3 separate regions of the Mus musculus genome follow, and regions 2 and 3 are each linked to region 1. The links are chromatin loops, found by intact Hi-C in ENCODE. Cell type or tissue: left cerebral cortex. All regions are shown on one strand.

Region 1 (8,000 bases):
GACCCATGAGATAAGACACTGGCTTGGCCCACTCCTCCGTGACTGAGAAGCACGGATCCTTCACTGGCCCTCAACAGGGCCTGACACCAGTGGGCACTAAATGAGCACTAGCTGAATGGATGAATGAACACAGAGACTACGAACTACAGATCCACTGTTGTGCCCCACAGTGTTCACCCCACGGTGAGTGAGTCCGGCAGATATGCAGACAGGAAATAACTTTATATAACAAATACCATTTTCTTTTACTCATCCATTTTTAAATTAAAATGGCTTGTTCCTAATAATTTAATATATACATATATGTATATATATATATATATAAATCAGTATTCTGTTGATAATGTGTGCCATAAAAGTGATTCTATTTTCACACACTAAATTATGTTAGGAGCCAGCAAATTGAGTTTGCTAGTTGGAATATACAAACCCAAAGCAACTGGATTAGAAAACAGGACTTATTAATGTCCTTTTCTGTCCAGTCAGTAGGGGGAAACATAGAAATAATGACAAAAGCTATAAAGATCATCTCAAAGTTCAGTCATTTTATAAAGGACGTAAGAATCTTAGTTATTTTTACATTATATCTAGCTTACTTCAGCTTTTAAACCAAAGTATAAAGTTTCATTTTTGAAAAAGAAACATGTCAGTGTTTAAAAATAACAAAACCAAAAGCCCACTAAAATATTCATTTCTCTTTAAGGTATCTAGGATTTAAAACCCCAAACTCATTTATTAACATTCCTTATTAATATGTAAACTAGGTTCCCATTAAGAGAAATAAACTTAATGTTTCATTTCAAGCAAATGTAGGACTATGCCTTTAATACGCTACAATCGGTACTAAAGGTCTTACTTTTTTCTCAATCCCGCTGAAGAATTGGAACATAGTTATATTGGCTGGAGGTTTGGACATTCCTAGAGCAATACATATGCCTTTCAACTCTTGAAAGACCTCACTACCGCCTCCTTCTTGAGCTTTTTTTGGAGGAGCATTCACACAGAGCATTCTGGCAGCTTCTAGTTCTGAGATGAGGTATGCTGAAGTAAACAAAATAAGATTTCAAAATAAGATACTATAGTTAATAGCCATAAGTCTGGAGTCACAACTCTATAGACCTAATGATATGTAACTTTTAAAGCTGCAAGAATGGACAGAACAAGCAATGAAAACCATTGTTACCAGCTGACAACATAACATTACACTGATTATGCAACTCAGGTATTCACAAACTCTTTACAGGTTAATTAAAATTTGGCAATATTTTGAAACTGAAGCTCAAGGTGGGTCACACCTAAAGATCTAGATTCTTGCATTTGATCATGCTACCTCCTGAACAGGGTTGGCATCTGTTAAAATTTTGCACAAGGTGACAAAGGGCCAATTTTCACTTTGAACCACATGTGAGCACAATGACAAAACTGCCTGCCCCCTCTCATAATCAGTCAGTCTAGAAGTGGTCAGGACCATCCTAAGTGTGAAGGTGTTGGACTTTCTAAGGCTCTTCTCTCATTTCTCCAGGGGTCTTACTCACCTGTTGGGGGTCTCTGTCATTGGTCTTTCCCCACATGCCCTTCCTCTCCACATTCCTCACCTTCTTCCCCACCATAACAACAAAACTTTCAAATCATTTCTGCTTTTTGGTATTTTTTTCATGTGTGCACACCGCAGCACGTATATGGAGTTCAGAGGACAGCTTGCATGGTTCTCTTACCTATGGGGTTGGCAGTTTTGAACTTGATAGTCAGTCTTGGTGGGAAGAGCCTTTACCCTGGAGCCATCCCTTGGGCTCTTAAGTCACTTTCTGTCAGTATTCCCTTAGTGTTGAATGTTTATACATGAGGGCCACATCTCATGAAATTCAGCAGAAGCCTAACCTAGTAAATGACATTCCTGTAACTGTCCCAAAGACACTTCCATCTAAACCGGAGGATTTCCGAGCATTCAGCAAAGCCTGCTTCTGCTCTTTTGGGAGGTTTTCTAGGTCTTTCTATCCTACCAGAATCGCCAAATTTCCTGTCCTCAGGTGGAAGCCAAGGGGAAGTCAAGATTTTCCTAAGTCATTTCTGTGAAGCCATCAATTCCTGTTCTAAAGTAATAAATACAGCTAATTTCTGCAGAGGCCACTCCATGTGGCTTTAATAAATCTTGGTAGTAAGCTATACTTGGGAATTAAGACAACGAAAAAGCAAAACTCTGGTTATGAAAGCAACTAGTGTTGTAAACATGTTTTTACCAGTGTCCTGACACACTTGCTCTCATACGTCCATGACTGTGTTCCTGCAGAGACACAGGAGGTGGGGAGTTGCCACTGAGACCTCATAGAATGCTCAGCCAGGACTACTTAGTGTCTGGCCTTTTAATAAAGTTTGCCAACCCTTGTTCTAGAAAATCATATAACATGATTTAATACACTGGTTGTCTAAATTTGGGATGAGATAGTTCAGTCATTCCTGAAACTAATACCATTACATGAACAAACTTTAAGGCAACTGACACATTCAAAGCACTAGAAAGGCGTTAGAAATACTATAAAAACCCCCAAAACCAAAGATGATCTTTATTGACAATCTACTTAAGAATCAAAATATCCCCCTTTTCATCTATTAGGAACTCAAGCTTGACTTAACTTAGCTGTGCGTATAAACTGAGAACCATACAAGGCCAGTAAACAGCCCAAAGTCCCTACACTTAAAGATTATTATCCTATTCTGGTACTTCAAATGAGGATCATTTATTTCCTCTTAAGTACAGTGTACTGTGCTAAACAATTCGTATTAGTGTGGCAGGGTGCTGGAAGAAAATCCTAGCATCAAGATGTGACAAAAATGACACTTGGCATGACAGAAGTAGTCACACAGAGCACCAATGAGCGCATGTATGAAATGCTTCAATGAAAGAGGTTACACACTGAGAGCTGCGTTGGGGAAAGCAGGCTGCAGTGACAAGGACAAGGAAAGGGACCAGTGTGTCTTGTGAAGGATGTAAAAGGTGAGTAACCTTTAGCTGCTTCACGCTTCACTTATTTACAGGAGGAACATGTCATTGTATACTCTTGATAAGGTCTTTAGGTATCAACTCATAAAAATAAAGTTTGTAGTTATGATCCTGATTCCAAATAGTTAGTATAGTCTGCTTAAGAATTAACAAGGAGTTAAAAGCACTTTATAAAGATTTACAGTCAATGTGGCTTTCTTAAGTGTCAGTAGAAAAAAAGGCTGAGTTCTACGAAGACTCAGCCATCTAGAGTCACTGCAAGCATCTTGCAGAGTGGTTATCTTCCTACGTAGATAACGTAAGTGACAAGCACAACCGAGCAGGATAAGCGACACTGCAGAGAAGAGTCAGTTGGCTCTGCTGCTGCTGGGCCAGTCACAATCTGAAGGAGACCGAAAAATATCCAGAAGCTAGACATAAACATTAGTGTCTACACCAAGTCCTGACCTTCGTGCACACACTGCCCCAGCAACAAATACTAGACAAAGGGGACATTAAGTAACTGTAGTAATTTTTAGCGCCTAAGCATAATAGCTATAACACATTTTTTTTCAAAACAAAACAAAACAAAAACAAAAAACCCAAAACAACATAAAACCTTCAATACTGTGGTTTTAGTATTTTCAGACTGCACAACCAAACAAACAACCAACCTTTCTGGACTACGCTTGTCATGGACATTCAATTAACCAAAGCTGAATCTAGCTTAATTTCAGAGCACTACAGATTAAGTTAAGATTATTGCTTAAGCATACTGGGAAGCTTGTGCAAGGCAATACAATTTCGAGTCTACTAACTGTATTTCAGGAAAAGAGACAGTTATCTTTTTAAAAAACGTGGAAAGAACTTTTCATTAAAACAAACAAACAAAAAACAAACAAACAAACGATGTTCCACAATGATCGGTGGTAGAGGAACCACTTAAGTGTTGATCATGTGTATTTAGAAACAAAAGCATTTACCAATCCAAAGAAACAACAGTAAACAAAAACCCCTTTCCGATGCCACCGTGCAAGCACCGCTTCCTGCCTAAAACCCACTGTCTTATCTCTCCAGGCTTGCCACTGATTACTTGTGTGCTTTCCATCTAGAACACAAGTACAGGGTGACACACCGGCATGACACTCCAGCAGCCCCACTGGTCACAACAGGAGAGGCACAGCAGCTGGAGGAGCGCCAAAGCAGAGGCCAGGGAGAGAGAGGTCAGTTCAGATCAAAGCACCACTGGCGTGCATCCCTCCACCAGCTCCTAGCTGGAAATGTAGCTAGCTCTTCTTCTAAATGGATAGTATTTGAACTAAAGTCACAAGGAAGCGAGGTACAACAAGAGCAACAACAAGAACAACAACCACCCACATATCACTTATGTAAAACAGACAGAGCAGTACATTCTAGTAGCCATGAACTTACTGAGCAAAAGGAGGCAGTTCTTCTCAACAAGAAGGCGCTTGGTTACATCCCCGGATGTCAGAGAAGGATACGGGCAGTTCATCTCCCCAAGTAGCCCACTCACCTCAAGCTGGAACTCTTCAGCTTCGCTTGGACCTTGGGGGGATTAAAATAATTTTGACAGCATTAGTCACAAAATGGAGTTCCCACTAGGCTTTTCCTGCCCAGGCTCTTCTTGCTAGTTCATCCTTTCTCACACCACTGTAATAAAAACGTTTTAGAGTGTGCAGTAGGCTAGTCTCTTACTTGACAATTAAGTTATCATTTTATTTTGTGTGTATGATGCCTGTGTAGAACAGAGCACAGAGGTCAGAAAGACAGTGGAGTTGCATCCCTCCTCCTTCCACTTTGATGGTGGGTTGCAGGGACCAAACTCAGGTCACCAGGGCTGCATGCCAACTGCTTTTCCTCTTCAGCCACACTTCACCAGCCCTGCCTGAGAATTTTTAATGGCTCTAACTTTATACCTCAGCCGGTTTTTTCCTACCTGCTTTCAAAGACTCCTCCCAACTGTTCAAGTCTGTCTTTTCCAGTACATTCAGTCACAGCCATCTATGAGCCTCTTCCACAAACACTGGCTCTACTAGGCCTCGCCGCGCTCCAAAGTGTCTCAGAAAAGCCTGACTCGTTTGTTACTTTTGAGCCTTTATTTAAGCTATGACTGTGACTGTGCCCTTCTCTACTAGTGAATCTCTCTCATCCATCAAAGCCCCGCGGGCTTCTCCACGAGACCTCCCTAATACTCTTGCACTCATTGATTTCTTCCTCCTGTGAACCACAAAAGCAAGAGTTCAATTACTGTAGCAATCACCAGTTTTTTCACTTGTATTTCATATTCTCAGGTAACTGAAACCAGAAGGCAGCAAACATGACTTACAGCTCTTTATTTCAATAACATGCAAAAAAATAAAATAAAAAAATGCTTGAGGGATTGGAGAGATGGTTCAGCAGTTATTAGTCTTCCAGAGGGCCTGGGTTCAATTCCCAGCACCCACATGGCAGCTTACAACCATCTGTAACTCTGTTTTAGGGGATCCAATACCCTCATTCAGACATACATGTAGTCAAATCACCAATGTATACAAAATAAAAATAAATTATATATAAAAATATTTTTGACGTTTAATGGGTAAATGAAGGGATGGGTGTCATCGTCAGTATTCTGATTGTTCTCTTCTCAGTATTGCAGATGGAGAGAAATGAATAAGCCTTAGAGTCATTTTCATGTCCTAAGTCCATTTTCTCATCATGTATTTATCAAATTGTGACTCGTCAACCCTAAAGCTCCACAGAGCTCCATTAAAGGCAGCTGGGAGATGAGGAGGCAAGCGAGGAAAAGGGCATCTTGAGAGTGATCAAAGCATCCCAGAGAGCCACAAGGCTCTTCCTGACAGCTAGTGAGGAAGAGCCGTGCTAACCCTGCCCTCCCTCTATACAAGCAATAACCACTCTTACCGTGTTCTATATGATTCCAGTTAAAAACGGTATCCCATACAGTATTTACAAGGTTTCTACAAATCAGTCACAGTTAGTGGCAGACTGCCAAACTGGTTAAAAGCACTGGTCCCAATTTCTCCTGATGCTGTGTGGTTGAAGCCTAAATTACATGACCCGAGGCAATGCACCTAACTTCTTTGGGCTTTTGTCACTGACTGCATAAGAGTAATAAAATCTAACTCATAGAACTGCCCTGAGGTCTAAATGAGTTAACCAGTACCTACTGCTTTGAACACAAGGGATAATAAATATAACATATGCTATCATTATTATTATGACACTAGATCTTGTTAATTGAATTGGTCAGACATAGGCTAACCTAGGATACAACCAACCTGCACATATTAAATATACTAACAGGCCAGGTGTAGAAAGTCCAGCACTTAGCAGGCTGATGCAAATTTCCTCAAACCAGCCTGCACTGACAGACATGTCTGAGTAAATACAATAATTCCTTGTGCCGCAAACATACCAAGAAATAAATGTATACCAGCAAGCGAGAATGAGCTCTTCAAAATGGGATTACACTGTCCGAGGGGTACACTAACAGTCAGACATTCTTACTTCCTATCCATTAGAGCTCTACCTATGACAGGAAGAAGCAGAAGGTACAGTGTCAGATTCCAAGCTCATTCAGAGTCAACAAACTAGTGGTAAAGGTCAAGAAACCAGGCAATCAAGAAAAACAAGAAAACAGATACTCTCAACACTATCATCTGGGCTGCTGCACCTGGTTACAATGATATGACAGTGGCCTAATGGAGTGTCCCCTCTCTTCCCAAGCACAGTAGAATGACAATGCACACACACTACATACTGTACAGAGTTCTGGAATCTGGTAGAACTAAAAGAAGAACATCCGAAATTCTAGTAGCCACCAATCCAGGATGTCACAATTCAAGTTTCACAAAATACAGACAATGTGGGTCTTGCCTATAATCCCAACACTCAGCAGGCTGTGGCCGAAAGATCATGAGTTCAAGGCCAATCTATGCTATATGGTGAACCCTGTTTAAAACAGACAAACAAACAAATATGGCAAGCACATATATTTCATATGTGTACTCTGTATTTTTCTCTGTCTCAGTACAAAGATCTTTTCAGCCTCTGTATATATTTTATTGTTGGAGCCTTATATTTAGAATTACTTTATCCTTGAAAACAACATCATCAAAATCACTGTGTGTGCGCGTCTGCATGTGCGATGGGGAACACAGGGTTTGACATGTTTCTTTCCAGTTACAAAACTTAAAATGTTAGCTTTAATTTTAATAATGTTTAGTTCACAATGCCCCAATTTCATTTTAAAAAGTGAAAATTTACTCACTGTTAGTTGCCTGCACATTTTCTTCTAGTTTACAAAGGACTCTTAATTCAGACACCAGCCAAGCGCAGAGTTTGGTAAACTCCGGGGAAGCGGCTCCAGCGGAGACTGCCTGCAACAGTGCACCATCGTCCAACAATGGGCCCTTGTAACTGGTGAGGAAGAAAGTAAATTTCAGAGGGAAATCAACGTGCGGTGTGTTGCAAGTAAGACACATCTATGCGTTGCTTATGTAAAGAAACCACATGCATGTGGCACATATATGCACATACAGGCAAATACTCATAGACATAAACATTTTTTTAAAAGTATTTTAAATGAAGAAAAAGTCAAGCTGGGCATGATGGAACAGGCCTGTTATCTCAGCCCTGGGGAAACAGAGAAGAACCTTTGCCCGGAGCCACAGTGACTTCCACATAGTGAGGTCCTTAAAAACAAAACAACAAAGGAACCAATCAAATGATCGCTGCAACTCAAGCCTTCGGAACACACGAGGGCTGGGGATGCAGCTCAGGTGGGAGAATGCTCGCCTCACACACATGGTTTAGATCCCAAGACTATAAATTGAGCAGAGTGGCATATGCTGGTAATCTTAGCTTTGGATAGGTGGAGGCCTGAGATCAATCAATCGCTCAAGGACATTTTTGGCTACGCAGAGTTCAGAGCCAGCCTAAGACACAGGAGACACTGTCTTAAAACAAGTGTCCCCTTCAAAACAAACAAACAAACAAA
Region 2 (8,000 bases), 870 kb before region 1:
TGCTGCTCTGTCCTCAGGGCGCTCCTCTTTCAGTTACATAGAGAGCTATTGTCCTGTGTAAGCAACCCTCAGCAAACAGTCCCTTCCCTTCTGAAAAGTTAAGTGGAAATGTCCTTTTTTAGCCGTGTTTGATATCTCAGGCCTATAATCCCAGCACACAAAGTTGAGGGATAAAAATCCAAGGCCACCCTCTCAGTCGAGAAACCCAACCTTGAGGTTTGTCAGGGCCTTATGTGGAAAAGCTATCTCCAAAATGAAAAGTACACAATCAGAAAGAGTGTCAACATTGGCTAAGTAAAAACCAGATGCTCTTGAGTGTGCTGAGATCAAGTGTCTAGTTATGAAACACATCACTGAAGTGTATAAAGCTGAACTCCAATTTCTTGTCTGCAATGCAGGTCCTTGCGAGTTACATAAACCCCATGAGTGGTGCTGTCAATGGGGAAGCCCAGGCGTCTCCCGAGAGCCGCGCCCAGAACAGCAGTGCTCTGCCCTCGGTGCTTCTGGAGCTCCTCAGTCAGTCCTGCCTCATCCCAGCCATGTCCTCCTACCTGCGCAACGACTCCGGTGAGTCAGGGGTGCAGGCGCTGCACGGCTGCGTAACCTCAGACACGACTCTAACTTGAAAGTCCATTATTGAAAAAGTAAGGCCGTGATACTGCCTAAGAAGGGTATAAAGTTTTTGAAATTAAAGTTACCATAGACAGCCTTATCAACGTGCAACTGATGTAGGGTTATTTTGTAATGTACATGAATATAATGTGGCATAAGTGAATATAATGGGCTTTTATATTAGTCACACCTTCCTTGTCTCATCCCTGTCTCTCTCACATTGCTCTCAGTTCTTCCCAAGTAGTTACTTATCTGCCTCCTTGTCCTTTTTCCTCTACTTTAAAAATGTGTGTGTGTGTGTGTACACAAATGGACATGCTTGCCAAGACACACCCGTGGAAGTCAGGTCACGGTTCAGTTCTTTTCACCGTGGAAGCTCCACTACAGCTCAGGTCTTCAGTGCTGTATCCATGACGCCTTCTCCCTTTGGGGCCTTTTGAATCTATTTCAGGGTAGTTTGGGTTTGTACTTCCTTGATAGCTAATCATTATGAAAATTGTGTTATGTTGGCTATTTAGGCCTCCTGTTTTAAAGTCTATATAGTTCAGTTCGTTTGTCTTTTTTGACTTTTTTGGTGTTTATCAGTTCTTTATATATTCTTAGTATTAATTAACCTTTTATCAGGAGAGCTGAGATCCTCTTGTTAGAGGTAGCCACTGTTAAATTTGGTGTTGTATTCTCTCTCTTGGTTCTTTTCACTTGTGGTATAATGATGAATATGCTATTCTTTTGTGTGTGTGTGTGCATGCGTGTATAATTATAAATATATGCATGTATGTTCTTTTATGTATGCTATAGTTAGCTATAGTAGTATTAGTTTTAGATTCTAACTTTTATTTAGGAAATTTAAGATTAGTAAATGCTTTTAGAAACATGGAGATTTATGCAGATTCAGTTTTGTTCACATAAATTCTGAACAATTCACCTTCTTTATCTAGACTGTTTAATGAATTGCTCTCCTACTAGATCTCTCCAATAATTTGGTCCTTTTTATAGACCTGAAAGGAAAATGTATTTCTTTTATATATAAGTGGAAACATGTTTGTTTCTGGACATTCCAACAGATTCCAAACACAAGACACCATATTTCGCTGATCCCGCTGAGGTGAGATTGGAGCTCATTTCCTTAGTGATCGGCAGTCCCGAAGTTAGTTATTCCTGTTGAGAATATGGTTTGTTTTGATACTGAGTTTTAAATATACTTACTGGCCCTTTTCTATCTTTTAAGAAACTTGTGTTCAGATCTTTTGTTCTTGGATTACATGGATTATGTTAGTTATTGAGTTTAAGTATTGTAAGACTCAAAGGGTTTACAAAAGTCTCTTTGTAACCTACCCCTTGGCTATTTGGTAGTTTCTTTTGCTATGCATAGACTCTTAATTTGATGTAGAGTCGTTCTGTAGGCTTCTTATATATGAAGGGGATGGAAAGATGGTTCTGCAGTTAAAAGCAGTTTTGTTGCTCTTAAAGCACTCACATTCAGTTCCCAGCACCCATGTAGTGACTCTCAGCCACCTGTAACTTTAATTCTAGGATATCTGACACTTTCTTTGGTCTTCCATAGGTACGAGGGATGTATGTGGTACCCATATGTACAAACATACAAAACATTCATACACACAAAATAAATCTAAATTTTAAAAAAATTTATAAGGAGCTGGGTATGGTGGCGCACACCTTTAATCCCAGCATTTGGGAGGCAGAGGCAGGTGGATTTCTGAGTTCCAGGCCAGCCTGGTCTACAGAGTGAGTTCCAGGACAGCAAGGGCTATACAGAGAAACCCTGTCTCAAAAAAAAAAAATTATAAAGAATTAGTACATGATCTAGAAATTTCACTATTGGGTGTGTGTATGCACATCTAATGGAAGTAAAAGGATAAGATGTGTGTGTGTCTGTGTGTGTGTGCGGGCGCGAGTGTGCGAGTGCATGCACTATTTATAATAGCCAAGATACAGCTTTATCATCTAAGATTTTTTTAAAGTGGCATTTGCTTCAACCATAAAGTGTAAAAATCCTTTTATTTGCATATGGGGAAAACTGCAGGTCACTTTCAACTTAAATAAGCTAGGAACATGAAAACAAACACAGCATGTTCTCCTTCATTTGTTCAAAGTGTTGAGTGCTCTGCGTGTAGAAGCACTATTTGCGTTTTCAGGAGACCCCAGTTTGCTCTCCAGCACCCTTACAGCTACTCAAAGCTGTTGATTGCTCCATACCCAGGAGTAATCAACACCTTCTGGCCTCCGATGATGCCTGGCACCCATATTTGGTCTGGGAGAGTTGCAATGTTTCATAACACTAAGCCAGCCTAGTTTGCAGCAATTAAATTTTGAATTTCAAACTAAACAGAAAAATTGGAAGGATCTCATCATGTATACGTGATACATTTGTGAGGATAGCAAATGCTAATTACTCAGCCCCTGAGCTGGTTCATTGGTAAAGACACATGCTACCGCACCGGAAGAAGGCCAGAGTGGAAGAAGAAGCTGACTGCTCTCTAACCTCCAAGTGTGCTCTTTCCCCGATACATGCATTCGTTTGAAAGAGAAAGACTGGCTAATTATCTTTTTTTTTTCTTTTGTTTTGGTTTGGGGATTTTTGTTTGTTTGTTTGTTTTGCTTTTTCTAGACAGTGTGTGTGTGTGTGTGTGTGTGCACGCTCATTCCTGCCTGCCTGGCTGTCCTAGAAGTAGCTCTGTAGCCCAGGCTGGCACTGAACTCACTGAGATTTACCTGAATCATCTGGTTTCATTACCACATGTTGTATGTCCTTGTTGAATTACAATACTGAGCATAGTAAATAGTAACATATCCTAATAAAAAGGAATGATAGAAATTCCACTGGAGAGAAAAAGTGGTTATTTATGCTAGAAATGTTCTAGGTAGATAGAAGAATCTTGTGTGGAGAATGTGTTCATGTTATCCTACACATTGTACAATGTCAAAAAATCTTTATTGGTCAGAATCATCATTTTAACCATCAGGTAACATTTAATAAGCCTGTAGTTACCACATTTGCCACCAGGTGGAGGTACTGTGTCACCTTCAGGAATGTTTAAGAACTTTACTTAGGTTTACTCACATTTACAAAACAATTCTTTGTTGTATCCCCCTCCTCCAACAAATAATATAGTAAGTTGTATGGCACATTATACTACTCAGTATTCACATAGTGGCCATGCTAACAACCCTTAAAGTGTTAGAAAGCCTTTACCTTTTAGTGCTAGTTTCAAAGTCTTTTAGAGTCAAAAGAGAAATTGAGGTTATACTAAGTTATTTGTGTTTGTGCTCAGGAAACTGCAAAGGAGGTCTCCCCCAGGAAACACAGAGTATAGACTAAAAGGATGTGAAAATCTGTCTTGAAATGAACGGCATCCATTTGTGAGGCTGCTCTTCTGTTAAGATTTTAAAATATTTTTTACTAGGCTCGCACTCTGTAGGCCATTTACTCTGACACTCATGTTCCTTCTGCCTTAGCGTCCTTCATTCTGGGACAGCAGAATGTGTAACCATCCTTTCTAACCCTGTTACACATGCATATCAGAGGCAATGAAGTATAGTAGGACATTTGGGGAATTAAGTTGTGATAAGAGCTAGATTTTCCTGTAATGGGGTTTGTTGTCTTTAACTTTACAGCAAGGTTAGATTCCTAGAATAGTTGTGAGCTCTTGCAGGCCGTTCAGTATTGCCGACCATCTTCCCAGGAGTGCTGCATCTGTCATTGCTATGCCCAGTGAGCAACAGGAACAACTTAGCGTTAGCTCACTGGATACATCCTCGTTTTATTTCATGTCTGATTTTTATCTTGGTATCCAATCTAGGATAGTCTGTTGTATATAGTTATCACATTTCTTCATTGTTTTGTCATGTCTTAGTATGCTTTTGTTTGTTATGATTATTACGTTTGCCAAGAGAACTGGTTAGTTTCTTTCAAGACTTTTTCCACTTTGGGGGATTCCTTTATCCTGACAAGAGTAGAGTTATGAGCTTGGATAGAAAATATAAGAAAAATAGAATTTACACACCCAAAGAAAAATGAATTCCTCTCCCCAGCAGGCAGTAAATTGCCAGTATCTCTTCAGCAGGGGTGAGGTCTCATCAGCTCCTCCCACGTAAGTGCTGGAATGTTGAGTGACTGTCTTGTGCAGGTAACTGTAACTGTGTGACTACATTATCTCAAGAGAGTAGCTCCTATAGCTCTTCTCCATCTCTGCTGCTTACCTTCCTTCTTCTGTCTCTTTCATGATGTTCTCTGAAGCTCAGGCGAGTCAATGAAGATGTCCCATTTAGAACAGTCCTTATTCTCAGCACTCTGACCAAGATTTGAGAGTGGCGCTCACTAATCTATGGATATAAACAAAGTTCTTTTAAAGATAGTTTGATAATATATTTAGTTAGCAAAATAACAGTAGCAGGTCCCCTTCATCCCCCAGTCCTAGATTTGACCAACTTTACAGCTCCTACCACAAATTTTCCCCTGTGGAGCAGTCCTCCAGTCCAGTTAAAAACTCGTTGGTTGGGCTGGCGAGATGGCTCAGCGGGTAAGAGCACTGACTGCTCTTCCGAAGGTCCTGAGTTCAAATCCCAGCAACCACATGGTGGCTCACAACCATCCGTAATGAGATCTGATGTCCTCTTCTGGTGCGTTTGAAGACAGCTACAGTGTACTTACATATAATAAATAAATAAATCTTAAAAACAAAACAAAACAAAACAAAACAAAAAAAAACTCGTTGGTTAAATCATTATTCTACTATTGTACCCATAGGCATATCTTGTCTGGAAGGTCAGGGACTACTGCTTTTCTCTCCAATAAACTTCATAGTGCCTTTTGGCACTCTGAAAGCTAGCCATCTGGGAAACCTTTTTCAGACCAGTTTCATATTGATTTTAATTATGTCATACCTACAACTAAATTTTGTTGTGTCTTCAGCACTAGCTATGATGGTCAACCAAGAAAATAGCCTTTGTTGTTTTGGGGGCTTTGGGGGCTCTCTAACCAGCAACTTGTAAAGATGTATTATAAACCTGGCACTGGGTTTTCATTTAATAATTTTTATCTTCTGGGGGTGAAGCATTGTTCATCTATGTAGGGTACTATGTTCAAACTCCCCCTTTTAAACTCGATGTTGTTGTTGTTGTAGTTGTTGTTGTATTTTTAAAACTAGCTTACAAAGTAGTGTGTTTCCATAAGGCCTTTTTTATCCATCGTTAGTATTTATTAATCCATTATATATTCCTTTCTCTTCCCATTCTCCCACGCCCATTTCTGCATAAGCCTTTTGTCCCCAGCATTCACATCCACATCCACTGTTAATTCTGTTTTCCAAATACAGGCTCAGATTTCAAAAACAAGGGGGCATTGAACACATTTGGGATAGAGGACAAATTTTCAGATAAGCAAAGAGTGACAATCCAACTTTTTTACTTCTCATCACTGGAGGGTGTAAAATGATGGCCCTTTTCCCTCCTGAAAGCAGCGGTGTCCCCTGTAACCTAGCTGACCTGGAGCTCACCATGTAGCTTGAGGATGACTGTGAACATCCAGGCCTCCTGCCTTCATCTGCAGGGCTGGTCTATACCATTACACCTCACTGTCCATTCATTTTATTTATGTTCGTGTGTGTGTTTTTTTTTTTCTCTCTCTCTGTCTGTCTCTCTGTCTGTCCCACTCTCTCTCTCTCTCTCCCTCCCTCCCTCTCCCTCTCCCGGTGTACAGTCGTACCATAATATGTGTGTGGCAGTCAGAGGATAAATAGCTTTATGGAGTAGATTCTGCCACATTTGTATCAGTTTTGTGATCAGACTCAGGTCATCAAGCTTGTGTTATCAGCAAACACCTTTATCCACTGAGTCCTCTCCAGTCGCCCAGGCTTCCCTGATGCAGAAATTAACTTTCCATCAGAACTAAGTATCATCCTGTCAGACTGACACGGTCCAGCCCTTTTTCCCTGTAGTCATTGCTGTAGAAAGGCCAGGATTCTAGATGATGATACCTCATCCTCCCATGTCCATGCCCTGTGTAGGCATGGAACAGTTCCCCATCTAATTTCTATTCCTTCAGTTTCATGTTGTGTTTGACTTTTCTGTATAAAAGTTAGAATGCTTGCCAGTGTCTCAAAGTATTGTGAATGATTTGTCTTCATGTAGAATCGTGAGGTTAGGAACATTGTGTTTTTATAACTGCTGTTCTTAGGTCAACTAGCACCACTTCTTGGGATGGCTATTCAGTAATTGGTGTTAGAAAGGTTACCTCACGTGAGGCAAAGAAGTGAATTCCAGCTGGAATGGGCCACTAAATTTAACAACTAATAGAAGTCTATTTTTTAGTACTTTGCATTTTAAGAAAAAAAAATCATGTGGCTTGTAGATATTAATTAAAAATATAGTATGTTTTCATGCTAACTAGAATATTCATTTATTGAAAGACTTTTAATAAGTTGTAGTCTTGTGATTGTTATATACATACTATGAGATTACTTCATTGTTTCAACTTAAACGATGCAATTGTCCGCATGCTGTACCCATAGTGTGTACTTTATCGTTTGTATATAATATAAGGAGATAGTAATTAGTACACATCTGTCCCCCTACTCTGTATCTTTCTAATTTTCCTGCAATGGTGTGTCATAAGTGTGCTGGTCTGGTCACCAGCGATCAGGTCAGTACAGTATTGGTGTTGATGCTGTTTATATGGCATGTGTTCTTACTTATGCTTTCTCCCTTTTTCTCGTGTAGTTCTGGACATGGCAAGACATGTGCCACTCTATCGTGCTCTGCTAGAGTTGCTCCGCGCCATTGCTTCTTGCACATCTATGGTGCCGCTGTTGTTGCCTCTTTCTACAGAGAATGGTGAAGAAGAGGAAGATGAACAGTCAGAATGTCAAACTTCTGTTGGTACATTATTAGCTAAAATGAAGACCTGTGTCGATACCTACACCAACCGCCTAAGGTACAGCACCGTGTTTGTTCCTCTTCACCTTGCCTTTAAGCATTTTAAAAATCGTTCTGCTGATAGTTTTTAGCTTTTCTTCTTCATTGACACACAAGCATACTAGTACACACAGGCAATATATCAGCATAAAGGAAATGTATTGTTTGTATCTTATACCTATGCACCTTTATCACAAAGCTTATTAGACATCCCCTAGACTGATATTATAGGTATAGGTAACACGGATTACTAAGTGCACCACGGTATAGCCATTATCCAAAGAATGTTCATCTCCCTCAGCATGATGTCAGAGACACCTTTAAGTGCCAGTAAACACAGTCTAATGACACTGCTCTTGTTCCTAATTCCATATTAAAGATGCTGGGTTTTACTTTGCCAATACAGTTGTGAATGTTATAGAAACCTATTCGGGTAAAATCCTAGTGTCCAGTAT
Region 3 (8,000 bases), 730 kb before region 1:
CTGGTCCCTGGCTTGAAGCCTGCTGGTGACGATCAAAAACAGACTCTGAGGACTGAAGAGTGGGTGCGGTGAGACAGCAGATTACTATCAGTAACCTGCTTCCTAGGGAGATGGTGGTCAAATGCAGTGCTGAACCGAGAATAGACAGCTAAGTAAAGAGATACTAGACGGCCTTGTTTTATTGCAGGCAGAAGTGAAACACTGGTGGACAAAGGTGAAGGGAAGCCAGTGGCAGTGCTGAGTGGTAGGGGGCAGTCAACGGGACTAATGCTTTCCTGAGACTGGAGCTTTTTAAAGCACTGATGATCTAAGCTAGGATGTAACGTGGATTCCTTTAGCAGTATTGAGAGATGCAAAAGCTTGTTAAGATGCAGGCTTGCAATCCTTTGTTTTTTGTGTGTCAGTGGGGAGAGGAGAGGTGTGAGTCCCCTGTGAGCAGTGGTAGAATAAATGGGCAGTGTGCTTTTGCTGCCTAGAGGCGAATGAAGCAACAATGGATGGTCAGGAAAGGCCTGATGGAGAAGTGATTTTCACTGAGCACTTAAAGAAGGGTTAGATTCACAGAAGTGAAACTGGGGGCATGTCTTCTGGGAATAATATATTCTGCATGTGCAAACACCAGTCATTTAGAAAGCAAAGATTCTTGGTGACTGTAGAGTTCTGACTTTATTCTATTCTATCCTAATAGTAACACAGCAAGGAGTTTTACATATGACCAGGCTTCAGGTACTGACTTTTAAGCACTCTGTAGATACTCTTAGCCAGCGGCACAATCACCAAGATCCTTAATGTTTTTACTAACTTTATAGATGAAGAATTAGAAGTGTCAGTTTGTACCAGCCGCTGTAGTTGATGAAGACAGGAGTTGATATTCAGCCTGGACATTTGCCCTAGCTTCAGAGCTCTTAACTTCTCGGTTTGACCTCTGTAGGAGATTGTGGAGGACACAGTGCCATATTGGCCAAGGCCAAGTCTAGAGCGTCCTGAATACCTTCAGCTGTTAGCGTAGACGTTGTTTCCCGTCAACAAAGAGTCACTGGGCTATTGGAAGAAGCAGAATAAAGTTGTAAGATTGGAGCTGTCTGGCACAGGGTGCCCAGTGAATCTCCTGAGCTCTCCCTGTGAGTCAGACCTTTGAATCATGGTTCATCCCAAGGCCTGGGCCATACTCACCCTTATGTACAGGGCAAATGTTGCCTGTCCTTTTAGTGGTTTTTGTTTTGAGGCAGGATCTTACTGTGTAGGCTAGGTTGGCTTTGAGCTTGTCATTTTTCTGCTTCAGCCTCCCTAACACTGGGTTTATGGCATGTGACACTATGCCTGACTCATTTTAGTTTTTGAAAGGATAAAGTATCTACATTTGAAATGTGACCCAATAATTTCTGTCGTAAAGTTATTACTTGTGGTAGAAAATTCAAGGAGGTTGGTGTTCCCTTTTCAAAGAGCAGACAGGATGGACATATGTGAATAATATGTACAGAAAAAAAAGAGTCTTTTTCTTTCTTTCTCATATTGGCTAGCAATAAAAAAAAGAAAGGAAGGAAGGAAAAAAAAAAGAAAGGAAGGAAGGGAAAAAAAAGAAAGAAACTCCTAAGGCTTAATTTTACAGCTGCCAAGAACCCTGTGGTAGCGTCTGGGCCGTGATAGAGTGGGGAAGGTGGAAACCCTGCCTGATGCCTGCTTGGTTCTGAGACCTAGGAACCCCAGAGGCATGGCACAGGCCGGTCTGTTCTGTGCCTGCATAAGGTGGAAAGCCGAGTCTGCAATCACTCCACTGCTCGGAAAAGCAGAGCCAGCATACGTATGGGCTAGCTCAGTTCTGGTGCAGTCAGCTCTCTGCAGCAAACGTGCAACTGTCTCTCCCGCCTGTTGCTCTGCAAGGTGATGAGAGAAATCACTCTTGCCCGTTATCTGTAGCCAACAGGGAGATAAACCTTCTGGGAAGGTCTCGGGAGCAGATGACTTACGTGGTGTAAGTTTTCTGGAAAGAAGAGGCAAATAACAGAATAGCTGTAAACATCCAAACAAGAAACAGCATTAAACAACCAATAGTAGAATTCTTTTACAACAGTAAAAGGAAAATTAAGGAAACTATCCCCTTAGGGAGACAGTAAAACTGACAGGTTAAAGAGTGTTCTCCTTCAGTGAGGGGAATATTAGAGTGCAAGTATGGTGATGCACGACTTAAGAGCATGGAGCATGTCTTGGGGAAAGCCACTACCAAACAGAGGTGGCAGTGATCTTGGATTTGGCCTAAGGGTATTTCCTGTTTGTTGAACTATATTCAACAGCTTGTTTTCATTTGTGCCATGAGACTGAGGTAGGGAAGAAGGCACAGGATAGAGAACGGGGCGTGCCTTTAGGGCTAGATTATGTTAACCTTTAGTTCATGTGACAGACAGACGCCAACCAGTTGGTCCCGAAGGGACATAGCAGAAATTGTGAACTTGTTTATTCATGTGGACAGCGCCCCATTCCCACCCCCAAGCCCCCCAGTCCCTTAGGAAGAAGGAACTCTGGGTAGCAAGTCAGAAAACTGGCGAGGCAGTGGTGGTGCACGCCTTTAATCCCAGCACTTGGGAGGCAGAGGCAGGCAGATCTCTGAGTTCAAGGTCAGCCTGGTCTACAGAGTGAGTTCCAGGACAGCCGGGACTACACAGAGAAACTCTGTCTTGAAAACAAAACAAAACAAAACAAAAGGAAATTGTGATATCCAAGCAAGTGGTATTTCTGTCTGTTTCCTTCGTGCTGTAAAGTTATCTTTTTAGTCATAAAAGTAATTTTACTCATTCTCTAGTGGCCTTAGATGGCTAATTTCTATTTTTGGTGTTGAAGTTTATAAAGTGCTGTAATTGCTCTCCTCACTACCCAACACTGCACTCCAGAAACTAGTAATCATGAAGCTTTGAGTAAACTTCCTCTATAGACCATGTTTTTCTCTTGGCCTCTTTTGAATTGATTTCTAAGGCCTCTAATTGAATAGACTCCCTTTATATCTCTTCAAATCTGCTGATTCCAAATACTGTCTTGTATGACCAATGTATTTATCCCACCACTAGATGGCACCAGTGTACCTCAGAACCCTATCACTTCTGGGGAGTCCCAGAGCCTTGGAATTATAGCCTGGTTTAACACCCCCCCCCCCTTAACATCCAGGAACTGAGTCTCTGAGGTTGCGTATTACAGCTGAAGCCACGCAGGTGCTCAGAGTCTCCTGAGTCAGCCATCGTCTGCTCACTTCTGTTATACTCTCTCTGATGCTAGGGGGCCATATTCCAGCCACTTGTGGTTTTGTTTTTGTTTTTTGTTTTAAGTTATTTAAAATATTTAAGCAATCATTATTTAAATACAGGCATCACATTATTTAAAATAAACAGTTGTTTTGCTTTTGTTTTTTGCATTGACTCCCATACAGTGGACTCTGGCTTCCATAGGTCATGGCCAGCAATAGCAATGGCCTCCTGGCTTGCTCTAGATGTGTGAGCTCTATAGAAATCTCAACAGAGCCTTTCTGCCAAGTGCTTGTTTCCATTTTTGGCAAGACCCTTTTGATGCTCCCCTCCATCTGAACATGCCCACCCCTCTGTTGCTGCTTCTCTGTCTGTGCATGGCCTGACAAGGCAGCCTTTGGGGAAGGACTCATTTGTGTTCTGAAGGTACATGTTACTGCATTATTTCCCCCCGTCTTTCGGTACTGGTGACTGGGGTGGTGTGATGATTTGTATGTTTGGGCTAGGAAGTGACATTATTAGGAGGTGTGGCCTTCTTGGAGTAGGTGTGTCACTGTGGGTGGTGTGGGCTTTAATACCCGAGTCCTAGCTGCCTAGAAGCTAGTATTCTCCTAGTGACCTGAAGTTGAAGATGTAGACACCTGCACTGTGCCTGCATGCATGCTGCAGTGCTCCTGCCTTGATGATAATGGACTGAAGCTCTGAACCTGTAAGCAGCCTCCATTAAATCCTGCCTTTATAAGAGTTGCCTTGGTCATGGTGTCTGCTCACAGTAGTAAAGCCCTAACTAAGACAGGTGTATTGTCATAAACCATAGCTCATGTGCGGGTAGGATGGTATATTGAGAGGCAGTGTGGTGCGGTGGGGAGGGTGAGGCTTGGAGTAACACTGATGTGGTTGAACACCTCCTATGTTCAGCATTTCCTTAATGAGGGTGACATTCATTACCTAGCAGAGTTTCTGTGAGGAATACATGAAGTTGTAAATGGAAAGCTCGTAGTGTCAGGGCCTGGCATACTTAGTAGATGCTTGTTAAGGTGACTAGAAAGAGGGAACAGGAATGATTATAGTATATGAAAGGTTGGAATGAGATGTGGCTAGGCAAAATTAGTATATACTATTGTTAACAGAAATTTTGGGTTCTTAGTTCCATTAATAAGGTAATTTTAGAATAGACTTTAATGGAAAATTATGTATAATTTTATTAGTATTCAAAAAAATTCGCAGAGCAGGCAAGCTGTAAATCCCAACAGCTGTCTGGAGGAGGAGACTGGAGAGATAAGGAATACCCTGTCCTTTGAGTTAAGCTGGTGTGGAGGTGAGACACATGGTGACACATAGGGGCTTGGAGATGTTGTTTAGAGAGAGAAAGAGTAAGGAAGCCCAATGTACTAGAAAAGGCATATTTAGGTTCTGGCCAGCACCTTAAAGAGAAAAAAAAGGGAAAAGAAAAGCTGTACATTTGTACTCAGAAAAGTGGGCACGCTCACAGAGTCACTGAGGCTCTTGACTGTACTCGAGGCTGGAGGAGAATACGTCATCAAAGGGCTCATTATTCTACTGTTTCTATAGCATGGTTTAAGATGAGCTTGCCTTCCTGGGGGTAATCCTGCCTTCCTGAGGGGTGGTCTGTAGGCTTAGATATTTTCAAAATCTACTTTATTTAGGATTCTTAAATGCTCCAACCTCCCTTCTAGCCCACTGATCAGAGGTAGGGGAGAAAGGTGATTAAGAGGAAAAGGGGGTTGTGGACCTGTTTGAAGTAGTTCCTTGGGAGCAGTTCCACTCTTTGTTGTCAGGATACCAGCAGTCCAGTTCAATAACAAACACCAAATACAGATCAGTAGTGGCAACTTGATTTAACAGAAACAGCAAGGCAAGCAGCCAGAATGAGCTGGAACACCCTGAGAATTCCTTTGATGTAATTCTATGAAGTGAGGACTAGTGAAGAAGAGTGCAAGAGCATCCTCTCAGTTTATGGCCTTCCATTTATCTTCTTTCTAGACATCACACATCCTCTCAAGGGTCTGTTTTCAGCAAAGCATCACATGCCCTCTGTACTGGCTAGTTTTGTGTCAACTTGACACAGCTGGAGTTATCACAGAGAAAGGAGCTTCAGTTAAGGAAATGCCTCTGTAAGATCCAACTGTAAGGCATTTTTTCAATTAGTGATCAAGGGGAAAAAGCCCCTTGTGGGTGGTGCCAACTCTGGGCTGGTAGTTTTGGGTTCTATAAGAGAGCAGGCTGAGCAAGCCAGGGGAGGCAAGCCAATAAGAACATCCCTCCATGGCCTCTGCATCAGCTCCTGCTTCCTGACCTGCTTGAGTTCCAGTCCTGACTTCTTTGGTGATGAACAGCAGCATGGAAGTGTAAGCCAAATAAACCCTTTCCTCCCCAACTTGCTTCTTGGTCATGATGTTTGTGCAAGAATAGAAACCCTGACTAAGACACCCTCTTACAAAGACACCTTCCAAAAAGCATGTGACACAACAGAGTACACAACAGAGTTGTTAAAGAAACCGGAAATTTTCACTTCATATCCCCCATTCTGTTTTTTTTTAATAAGAGTTGTCTTTTTCTCTGTCATTAACAACCTACATGCAATAGAAATAATTATGAGAACCATAAAACTAGAACTTTATACCATATTTTAGATAAGGTGCTTGTATACAACATATCAAACAGAAGTCAAGCAAAACAACCTTAAAATTTTATCATTAAATATTCAGAGCAACCTTAAATTTCCATCGAAATACAATAATGAAACAAAACGACCTTAAATTTCTATTATTAGACAATAGTCGAACAAAACAATCTTAAATTTCTATCATTATACACCTATGCCAAAGTAAAATATTTAAGACTAGTAGGCTAATTGGTTATTTATTTATTTATTTATTGTTAGTCCCCATTTCCCCTCCTTTTCTCCATTTTTAGATAGAAGAGAAAGATCTCTGATTTAAACATTGTTTTGTTTCCTCCCGGACCATAACCAGTATCAGCCAACCACTCTAGATGATAAACAACCATTACATGTCAAACAACCAAAAACATCCATCCTATCTTTTGGTAATAGGGGAGTCATGTTCTTAAAATTACTTGTCTGGAAGTAAGGATATCTTTTTGGTACCCTGTGAAATTTTGGATATTGGCCAAATCCTGGGAAAGCTAGCTGTATTTTTTTATTTTGTCCAGTCTCTGTGTTGTCTCTCCAGTCTCTTTATAAGTTTTGTTGGTATTCATATTTTTTCAGTCCTTGTAGATACATAAACATAACTATATCCTCAACTTAAAACTATTGCAGGCTTCCATTTTAATGTCAACTTATAGTATATTGGGTTGGCTTACTTCCTCAGTTATATTGATAACCCAGTGTCTCTCAGCTGTTCCTTTTCCACCAACATTAAGAAAATTTAGGGTTAACAAAGCATTATCTAGTCTGTCCCTGCGGGTTTTTACTCTTCCTTTTTGTTTAATAAGCATCTCTTTTAAATTACGATTGACTCTTTCTACAACTGCTTTTCCTATAGGATTGATTGTGTAGTATACATACCAGAAATATGTTTTATATTGTAATATGCACAGAATTGCTTTATCTTATTGGAAACATATTCATGAGCGTTATTGGTCTTAATTTGCGCAGGTATCCCCATAATTGCCATTATTTCTAATAAGTGTGTAATTACACAAGCAGCCTTTTCAGCTCTTAAAGCAGCTGCCCATTGAAACCCTGAGCACCTATCAGTGGTATGGCGTATATACCTTTGTTTTCCAAATTCTGCAAAATGAAAAAGATAATTTCTTTTGGTACCACTAGGGTTACTGTAAGGTGGTTCTGAAGTTTGGTTGTATAGAGAACATATAGGACATTTTTTATTTCTGTGGCTTTGTTGCCAAGTGATAGAAGTTTTTTTTCTTTAAATCTTTACTGTTAATGTTTTTCATGAAATTTTGAGGCTTCTAACATATTTTCTATTAGTAATTCATCAATTTCCTCATTTCTGTGAGCTAATAGACCTAGCAAGCCTGTATGAGACTGAATATGAGTAATATATAATTGATAGTTTCTACTTCTGATGGCCTGTTGCAATTGTGTAAATAGCAAAGTTAATTCTGAATTAACTTCGGTATGAGAAATTCAGCAGTCTATATGCCAAACAACTCTTTCTGAATATAAAGAAATAGTAATTATATTAAGAGATTCAGGATAATCTAATCATACTGTAAGAATTGAATACAGTTTTGATTTTTGAACTGAGGTATATAGACTTTTGGTCACTTTGCTTATTTTGTGTGACTTATAACCTGCCATCCCCATCTGGTTCGCATCTACATAGAATATTGCTGCTTCTGGAATTGATGTTCTCTTTACAATATGTGGAAGAATCCAATTAGTTCTTTTTATAAACTATATATGTTTGCTTTTTGAATATTTGTTAATAATTCTTCTCTAAGTTACATCAAGCTCTTGCCAATTTTATGAGTACTTAATCAAATTGTAGGTCTCAGCCAGTAAATATCTCCCAAAAATTTTTGAAAATTGTTCTGAGTTTGTAATTGGTTCCTACTGATCTGTACCTTCTGTGGTCATTTTTTTTTGTTGTTGGCTAATTTTATAACTAAGTGAATCTCCTCTTTGTATTTATTCTGAAGAAATTTGTACCACCACACCCTGCTGGCCACCCCCTTAACCCTCTCCCCCCCCCCCCAGCATGGCAGAATTCTTTGTATTTCTTTTCTTTTTTTTTTTTTTTTTTTTTTTGCAACAAT

The links. Hi-C counts contacts between places; a loop is a spot of excess contacts. Peaks named below come from ENCODE experiments on the same cell type or tissue, not always from the same donor. Only the 100,000 strongest peaks of a DNase experiment are listed, where the experiment ranks them.
Region 2: it touches region 1 in a loop (7-fold over the local background); 2 of 42 quality-filtered maps call a loop at or near these places.
Region 3: it touches region 1 in a loop (2.9-fold over the local background); 17 of 42 quality-filtered maps call a loop at or near these places.

What each region holds. Positions count from the first base shown.
Region 1 is chr17:75,540,340-75,548,339 of GRCm38, forward strand. It overlaps Fam98a (family with sequence similarity 98, member A), which reads right to left. Exons shown (of 8, transcript NM_133747.2): 2 at 7,272-7,420; 3 at 4,409-4,543; 4 at 857-1,041. Among named protein-coding and RNA genes, the nearest start is that of Fam98a, 7.6 kb to the right of the region's middle. In left cerebral cortex, no CTCF peak of the experiment used is centred here; a DNase peak (open chromatin) is centred at 3,338.
Region 2 is chr17:74,669,816-74,677,815 of GRCm38, forward strand. It overlaps Birc6 (baculoviral IAP repeat-containing 6), which reads left to right. Exons shown (of 73, transcript NM_007566.3): 64 at 399-567; 65 at 7,351-7,564. Among named protein-coding and RNA genes, the nearest start is that of Ttc27, 44 kb to the right of the region's middle. In left cerebral cortex, a CTCF peak has its summit at 3,635 (motif pointing right); DNase peaks (open chromatin) are centred at 379, 2,771 and 3,630.
Region 3 is chr17:74,807,967-74,815,966 of GRCm38, forward strand. All of the region lies in intron 13 of Ttc27 (tetratricopeptide repeat domain 27), which reads left to right. Among named protein-coding and RNA genes, the nearest start is that of Ttc27, 94 kb to the left of the region's middle. In left cerebral cortex, a CTCF peak has its summit at 3,064 (motif pointing right); a DNase peak (open chromatin) is centred at 3,081.